Regions from separate parts of the Homo sapiens genome. Here region 2 is linked to region 1. A link is an interaction called in ENCODE POLR2A ChIA-PET data of the cell type or tissue named here. Cell type or tissue: PC-9. All regions are shown on one strand. Links, peaks and the distances in the headings refer to the core of each region. The heading gives the core; the rest is flanking DNA.

Region 1 (4,398 bases), core at 193-4,192:
GGTGTGAGTCACCATGCCCAGCCATTCAATTATTTTTTCATATGAACATTTTTTAAATATAACAAATGCTGAAGGAATAGTTAAAGAATCTCTTATGTACCCCCCATGTGGATTGAATAATTAATATTTTGCCACGCTTTTGTATGTCCGTATCCATGTGTTTATTTTGTGTGCTGAGGCATCATGATGTTTTACTTCTAAAAAATTAAATATGTATTTTCTACCAAGAAAAGCAGCTCCTGGCCAGGCGTGGTGGCTCACGCCTGTAGTGCCAGCACTTGGGAGGCAGATACGGGCAGATCACCAGATGTCAGGAGTTCCAGACCAGCCTGGCCAACATAGTGAAATCCTGTCTCTACTAAAAATACAAAAATTAGGCGTGGTGATGCATGCCTGTAATCCCAGCTACTTGGGAGGTTGAGGCTTCAAGAATCACTTGAAGCCAGGAGGCCGAGGTTGCAGTGAGTCGAGATCGCACCACTGCACACCAGCCTGAAGGGGTGGGTTTCCCCTCCACAGCTGTGGGCGTTTCTCGTCAGGTGGAAGGACTGACTTGGAAAAGAAAGAGACACAGAAACAAAGTATAGAGAAAGAAAAATGGGCCCAGGGGACCGGCGTTAGGGAGGACCTGCATACGGAGGACCTCTCAAGAGGACCGGCCTCTTGAGTTCCCTTAGTATTTATTGATCATTATCGGGCGTTTCTCGGAGAGGGGGATGTGGCAGGACAATAGGGTAATAGTGGAGAGAAGGTCAGCAGGAAAACGTGAACAAATGTCTCTGCATCATAAACAAGGTAAAGAAAAAAGTGCTGTGCTTTTGATGTGCATATACATAAACATCTCAATGCCTTAAAGAGCAGTGTTGCTGCCAGCATGTCCCACCTCCAGCCCTAAGGCGGTTTTCCCCTATCTCAGTAGATGGAATATACAATCCAGCTTTACACGGAGACATTCCATTGCCCAGGGAAGAGCAGGAGACAGATGCCTTCCTCTTATCTCAACTGCAAAGAGGTCTTCCTTTTTTACTAATCCTCCTCAGCACAGACCCTTTACGGGTGTCGGACTGGGGGACGGTCAGGTCTTTCCCTTCCCGCGGGGCCATATTTCAGACTATCACATGGGGAGAAACCTTGGACAATACCTGGCTTTCCTAGGCAGAGGTCCCTGCGGCCTTCTGTAGTGTGTTGTGTCTCTGGGTACTTGAGATTAGGGAGTGGTGATGACTCTTAAGGAGCATGCTGCCTTCAAGCATTTGTTTAACAAAGCACATCCTGCACAGCCCTTAATCCATTTAACGCTGAGTTGACACAGCACATGTTTCAGTGAGCACAGGGTTGGGGGTAGGGTTACAGATTAACAGCATCTCAAGGCAGAATAATTTTTCTTAGTACAGAACAAAATGGAGTCTCTTATGTCTACTTCTTTCTACACAGACACAGTAACAGTCTGATCTCTCTTTCTTTTCCCCACACAGCCTGGGCGACAGAGCAAGACTGTCTCAAAAAAAAAGGGAGCTCTCCCATATAACAAAATACCGTTTCACACCTTAGAAGATTAACCATGTTGTCCTAATATTAGACTACCCAGTCTATGTTCACATTTTTCCAATTGTCCCCAGAATGCCTTCCATAGTTTTTTAAAATTACAGAATGTAATCAGGGTTCAAGCTTTGCATCTGGTTGCTCGCCACCACGCCCGGCTAATTTTTTGTATTTTTAGTAGAGATGGGGTTTCACTGTGTTAGCCAGGATGGTCTTGATCTCCTGACCTCGTGATCCGCCCACCTCGGCCTCCCAACGTGCTGGGATTACAGGCGTGAGCCACTGCGCCCGGCCAGCCAGCATCTTTTGTCTTCAGCTGCAGAATGGTGCTGCAGGTCTTACCATATATGTGGGTTTAATCTCTGATTTCCGTATAGCAGCTCATTCCTGTCATCTCATTTGCTGAATGCCCCTGAGCTCTGATTAAAATTCTGCAGGGGATAAACTTCCATTTCATATGAAGGTGTGTCCAGTCCTTTGTTCTCGTGACTGGACAGTGCATGTTCAACTGTTCCTTACACTTTTTTTTCAGCCACCATCCTTTATTCCTTTTGAATAAGGGAATTTGTACCATTTTCTCCTTATAATTTTAATGGGGTTTTGGGAGGAAGCACTTGTTGGTTGATCTATTCCTTTTCTTAGAAAGATGAGCATTATTTAGCCAGGTATGGTGGTGCACACCTGTAATCCCAGTTACTCAGGAGGCTGAGGCTAGAGAATTGCTTGAACCCAGGAGGCGGAGGCTGCAGTGAGCCGAGATCGCACCACTGCACTCCAGCCTGGATAACGAGCGAAATTCCGTCTCAAAAAAAAAAAAAGAAGAAAGAAAGATGAACATTATTTTTCTTCCTTAGCATCCCAGGTAGACTTTCTAATTTTCATCTTTTTCTTCTATTTGGCAATTCTTCATTATTTGTTATACAACTTGCTAAATTCTGAAATGGAAAGGTTATTTTTCAAGAGTACTTTCAGCTTTGTGGACCCATGAATGTTAATTTTCTACCTAGATCACCTCAAGTAGGGTTCCCTTCTCATAATTTAGTTGGAAGCATTAATAATATAGATTATTTTCATATTGGGAGATGGGCTACCAGAGTTAATCTCAAAAAATTTTATTGCTAGTAATGGGAAAATTAACAAATAAAAGTGATAGTAATATAAAGGTAAAATGAAGGGCTTACCATATGGCAGCCATGGTTCTGGGCACTTTATGAATTTAACTCCTTTGTGCTATGGTTCTTTGTACTCCATTTTAGAAGAAGCCTGAGAAGATGATGCACAGATAGAGAGGCACCAGGACTTGAGAGGCACCAGGACTTGGGAGGCATGTTGATCCATCTCCAGGAAAGACTGAGAAAAAGAGCGTTGAATATAAGAAAAAATACTTCCTCTGTTCTCAGATCGTATTTGTTTTAAGGCCACACCTTTTTGAAGTTTTCAGTTTGAAACACAACCTGGACTGAAATCATGAGGGAGGTTGTGTAGGAAAGAATCATCAAGGGACTTAGTTGGGAGCTTCTCTACCACAGCTTACTCCTTATGGTATTAACCCCCTTTAAGTGTAAATGTCTTTGGTTTAAAACGTTTGTACCTCATCTGTTACCAGAGTGTTCATACTGGAGAGAAACCCTATGAATTTACTGAATGTGGGGGAACTGTTACTCATATGTTGCATTTCGTCGAACGTGCAAGTCATGCTGAAGAGAAACCCTGTGCTTCTAAGGAGTATTGACAAGCCCTTAGCTAGATGACAATCTCATTGAGAAGCAGAAAATTCATGCTGGAGAGAAACTAGTGAAGGTAGCAATACTTCATTGAATATTAGAAAATTTTTCTAGAGAGAAAGCATTGAATATACTGAGTATGATAACATTTCCTCTCAAACCTTATCCCTTACTCTGCATTTGGGAGATCATACACAGAGAAGCCTTATAAATGTAAGAGATGTGGAAATATCTTCAGCCAAAAGTAAATCCTCACTCATCAAGAAATTTTTACTGGAGAGAAACCTTGTGAATGTGGGAAAGCTTCCATTCAGATGTCACACCTCAGCCAGCAGAGAATTTACAGTGGGGAAAACCCCTTTGCCTGTAAGGTATGTGGAAAAGTCTTCAGCCACAAATCAAACCTCACTGAGCATGAGCATTTTCACACGAGAGAGAAACCTTTTGAATGTAACGAGTGTGGAAAAGCCTTTAGCCAAAAGCAGTATGTCATTAAACATCAGAACACCCATACTGGCGAGAAGCTTTTCGAATGTAATGAATGTGGAAAATCATTTAGCCAGAAGGAAAACCTCCTTACGCACCAGAAAATTCACACTGGAGAAAAACCTTTTGAGTGTAAAGATTGCGGGAAAGCTTTCATTCAGAAGTCAAACCTCATCAGACACCAGAGAACTCACACAGGAGAGAAGCCCTTTGTATGTAAGGAGTGTGGAAAAACCTTCAGTGGCAAATCCAACCTTACTGAGCATGAGAAAATCCATATTGGAGAGAAGCCTTTTAAATGTAGTGAATGTGGAACAGCCTTTGGCCAGAAGAAGTACCTCATAAAACATCAGAACATTCACACTGGAGAGAAACCCTATGAATGTAACGAATGTGGAAAAGCCTTCTCTCAGCGAACATCACTTATTGTACATGTGAGGATTCATTCAGGTGATAAACCTTACGAATGCAATGTTTGTGGAAAAGCCTTCTCTCAGAGCTCATCTCTCACTGTGCATGTGAGAAGCCATACAGGGGAGAAGCCCTATGGTTGTAATGAATGTGGGAAAGCTTTCTCTCAGTTCTCAACCCTTGCTCTGCATTTGAGAATACACACAGGTAAGAAGCCTTATCAGTGCAGTGAATG
Region 2 (4,398 bases), core at 100-4,099, 410 kb after region 1:
TGAGATAGGCATATCACTTGAGGTCAGTAGTTTGAGACCTGCCTGGCCAACATGGTTAAACCCTGTCTCTACTAAAAATACAAAAATTAGCTGGGTGTGGTGGTGGGTGCCTGTAATCCCAGCTACTTGGGAGGCTGAGGCAGAAGAATCGCTTGAACCCAGGAGGTGGAGGTTGCAGTGAGCTGAGATGCGCCAGTGCACTCCAGCCTGGGTGACAGAGCAAGACTCTGTCTCAAAAAAGCAAAAAATAAATAAATAAATAACATTCTAATTTAAAATTCCACTTTCAATTTACTTTCAATTCTTTTGCGTATATACCTAGAAGTAGAATTGCTTGATTATATGGCAATTCTATTTTTAATGTTTTGAGAAATTACCATACTGTTTTCCATAGTGGCTGTATGATATAGCTCGGATATGTGTCCCCTCTAAATCTCATGTGGAATTGTAATCCCCAGTGTTGGAGGTGGGGCCTAGTGGGAAGTAACTGGATTATGGGAGCGGTTTTCTCATAAATGGTTTAGCACCATTCCCTTGGTGCTATCCTCATGATGGTGAGTGAGTTCTCATGATATCTGGTCCTTGAAAGTGTGTGGGCTGGGTGTGGTGGCTCATGCCTGTAATCCCAGCACTCTGGGAGGCCGAGGTGGACAGATTATCTGAGATCAGGAGTTCAAGACCAGGTTGACCATCATGGTGAAACTGTGTCTCTACTAAAAATACAAAATTAGCTGGGTGTGGTGGCAGGCACCTGTAATCCCACCTACTCGGGAGGCTGAGGCAGGAGAATCGCTTGAAACCGAGGTGGAGGTTGCAGTGAGCTGAGATTGCACCATTGCTTTCCAGCCTGGACAACAAGAATGAAACTCCGTTTCAAAAAAAAAAAGAAAATGTGTGGCACCTCCCCACGCCCCCCACTCTCTCTCTTGCTCCTGCTTTCACCATGTAAAGTGCCTGCTCCTGCTTTGCCTTCCACCATGAATAAAAGCTCCCTGAGGCCTTCCTGGAAGCTGAGCAGGGCCATGCTTCCTATAAAGCCTGCAGAACCATGAGCCAATTAAACCTCTTTTCAAATTACCCAGTCTCAGGTATTTACAGCAATGCAAGAATGATCTAATACCTTGTACCATTTTACATTCTCACCAATAGTGCACAAAGGTTCAAATTTCTCCACATTCCTGGCAACACTTGTTATGTTTTTTTTTTAAATTAACCATCCTATTGAGTGTGAGGTGATATCTCATTGTGTGCTTTTTTGTTTGTTTGTTTTTGTTTTCGTTTTTGGTTTTGTTTTTCAGACTGAGTCTCGTTGTCACTCAGGCTGGAGTACAGTGGTGCAATCTCAGCTCACTGCAACCTTCGCCTCCCAGGTTCAAGTGATTCTTGTGCCTCAGCCTCCCAAGTACCTGGGACTACAGGTGCATGCCACCATGCCTGGCTAATTTTTGTATTTTTTGGTAGAGACGGGGTTTCGCCATGTTGGCCAGGCTGATCGCGAACTCCTAACCTCAAGTGATCCACCTGCTTCGGCCTCCCAAAGTGCTGGGATTACAGTCATGAGCCACCGTGCCCAGCCTCATTGTGGTTGTGACTAGCATTTCCTTAATGGCTAGTGATTTTGAACATCTCTTCATGTGCCTGTTGGCCCCAGCAGCACAAGAAGTATGGAGCAGATCAGAATAGCAGTGTAATGGTTCTGAAAACTAAACTGTCATTGGAACTAAAGCCTACAAAAGTAGATCAGATCTTTACTAAATCTAACAGGATAACTACTTGCTCAAATTGATTAAATAGAATCAAGACTCTCTGAAACATAATAACGAAAATATCCAAGGTACAACTGAAAATCACTTCTCATACCAAAAACCAAGAAAACCAAAATCTGAAGGAGAAAAGGCAATCAACTAATGCAAATACAAGGATGAAGCACATGTTGGAATTATCTGACAAAGACTTTAAAACATGCTTCACAAAAAGGCTTTGCCAATCAATTTTAAATTCTCTTGAAACAGTATATTTTATTATTTATTTATGTTTTTTTTTGAGACAGAGTCTCACTCTTGGCGCCCAGGCTGGAGTGCAATGGCATAATCTTGGCTCACTGCAACCTCTGCCTCCCAGGTTCAAGCAATTCTCCTGCCTCAGCTTCCTGAGTAGCTGGGATTATAGGCTGGGCCATTGTGCCCAGCTAATTTTTTGTATTTGTAGTAGAGATGGGGTTTCACCATGTTGGCCAGGCTGGTCTTGAAATCCTGACCTCAGGTAATCCACCCTCCTCAGCCTCCCAAAGTGCTGGGATTACAGGTGTGAGCCACTGCGCCCGGCCTGAGCCACCACGCCTGGCTGAAACAGTGTACTGTAAACTTAAAAACTTCTAGGAGAGTAGATGTTAAATGTTCTCCCACACACAAAAAAATAAGTTTATAAGATAACTATTGTGGAAGAACAAAAAAAGAAGCATGTCAGGTAACAGATATGTTAATTAGCTAGATTTAATCGTTTCACAACATATACATATATCAAAACATATTGTAGACCATAAATACATACAATTTGTATTTTTCAATTAAAAGTATTTAAAAAATAATCTGGCTGGGCGTGGTGGCTCACACCTGTAATCCCAGCACTTTGGGAGGCCAAGGTGGGTGGATCATGAGGTCAGGAGTTTGAGACCAGCCTGACCAACATGGTGAAACCCCGTCCCTACTAAAAATACAAAAATTAGCCAGGCATGGTGGTGGGTACCTGTAATCCCAGCTACTCAGGAGGCTGAGGCAGGAGAATCACTTGAACCCAGAAGACGGAGGGTCCAGTGAGCTGAGATTGCTACTGCACTTCAGCCTGGGTGAAAGAGTGAGACTCCGTCTTAAAACAAAAAAATTAAATAATAATAATAAGAATCCATGAGTCAAAGAGGGAGTCTCAAAGGAAAAAATTTTCAAAACAACTATAAGTACATATATACATCCTTTATATATATGAATATACAGAATAATAACACCACATACAACTTCATACTTATAACTTCAACAAATTAGAAGATATGGACGAAATCTTTGAAAATCACAAACTACCAATACTCTACTAAGATAAAATAGGCAATCTGAATAGTCCTACAACTATTAAATAAATTGAATTTATAATTAAAAAGCTCCCAAAAAGAAATCTCTAGGTTCAGACAGTTGCTCTGGAGAAGTTTACTAAACATTCATGTGATGTTTTACACAACGTCTTCCAGAAAACAGAAGAAAAGACAACACTTCTCAACTCACTTTATAAGGCCAGTATTACTCTGATACCAAAACAAGACTAGGGTGACACAACAAAGAAAATACAAATCAATTATCTTTCATGAACTTAAATGAGAAAATTGTTAACTAAATTTTAGCAAATCAAATCCAACCCAACAATGAATAAAAAGCATAATATACCATGACTAAGTGGGATTTATTCTAGGTATAAGAAGCTAATTTAATATTTAAAAACAGTTCAATGTAATATATTATATAAATATGATAAATAAGAAAAATAACATGATCACATCAATACTCATTCATATTAAAAAAAAAAAAAACCTCCCAGAGCATTAGAGAGGGGAACTCCCTCAACCTTATAATATAAAGTATCTACAAAATTCCTAGAGCTGGCCGGGCGTGGTGTCTCACGCCTGTAATCCCAGTACTTTGGGAGGCTGAGGCGGGTGGATCACGAGGTCAGGAGATCAAGACCATCCTGGCTAACACAGTGAAACCCCGTCTCAACTAAAAATACAAAAAATTAGCCATGCATGGTGGCAGACGCCTGTAGTGCCAGCTACTAGGGAGGCTGAGGCAGGAGAATGGTGTGAGCCTGGGAGGCGGAGCTTGCAGTGAGCTGAGATTGCGTCACTGGACTCCAGCCTGGGGCACAAAGCGAGACTCCGTCTCAGGAAAAAAAAAAAAAAAAAAAAAAAATTCCTAGAGCTAACATCATACATAATGTTAAAAGACTGAATGCTTTCCCTTCAAAATGGGGAAAACACAGGATGTCCACTTTTACCACCCTTATTCAACATAGTATTAGAAGTTCTTGCCACTCCAATAAGGCAAGAAAAAGAAATAAAAGGCATAGATTATGAAATAAAAAGAAAATTATCTATTTGTCGATAATTTGTTTATAAGTAGGAATCTCTAAGAAAAAAAAACTAGTACTAATATGCAAGTTGAGTAAGATCACAAAATATAGGATTAATATATAAAATTAACTACACTCCAATATAAAAATGCAATGCCATTTACAAATGCTCCAAAGAAAATGAAATACTTAGGTATAAAACTAACAAAACTTGTACAGATTCTGTATGATGAAAATTGTAAGATGCTAATAAAAGAAATCAAGGAAAACAAAAATATTTGGAGA

The links. Peaks named below come from ENCODE experiments on the same cell type or tissue, not always from the same donor. Only the 100,000 strongest peaks of a DNase experiment are listed, where the experiment ranks them.
Region 2: POLR2A ChIA-PET joins it to region 1 with 5 read pairs; 3 of 35 experiments call an interaction of 5 or more read pairs at or near these places.

Annotation. Positions count from the first base shown.
Region 1 is chr19:36,232,861-36,237,258 of GRCh38, forward strand. ZNF146 (zinc finger protein 146) reads left to right here. Exons shown (of 4, transcript NM_007145.3): 4 at 2,799-4,398. The coding sequence starts at 3,581. LOC107985304 (a long non-coding RNA gene) reads right to left here and starts at 2,892. Exons shown (of 2, transcript XR_001753933.3): 1 at 2,724-2,892. It also overlaps a transcript of ZNF565 not described here. RefSeq lists enhancers at 712-1,214, 1,215-1,716 and a silencer at 3,514-3,714. In PC-9, for the core only: no CTCF peak of the experiment used is centred there; no DNase peak of the experiment used is centred there; H3K4me3 peaks cover 1,002 bases.
Region 2 is chr19:36,647,305-36,651,702 of GRCh38, forward strand. The region is part of intron 4 of ZNF461 (zinc finger protein 461); the gene reads right to left. Among named protein-coding and RNA genes, the nearest start is that of ZNF461, 17 kb to the right of the region's middle. In PC-9, for the core only: no CTCF peak of the experiment used is centred there; no DNase peak of the experiment used is centred there.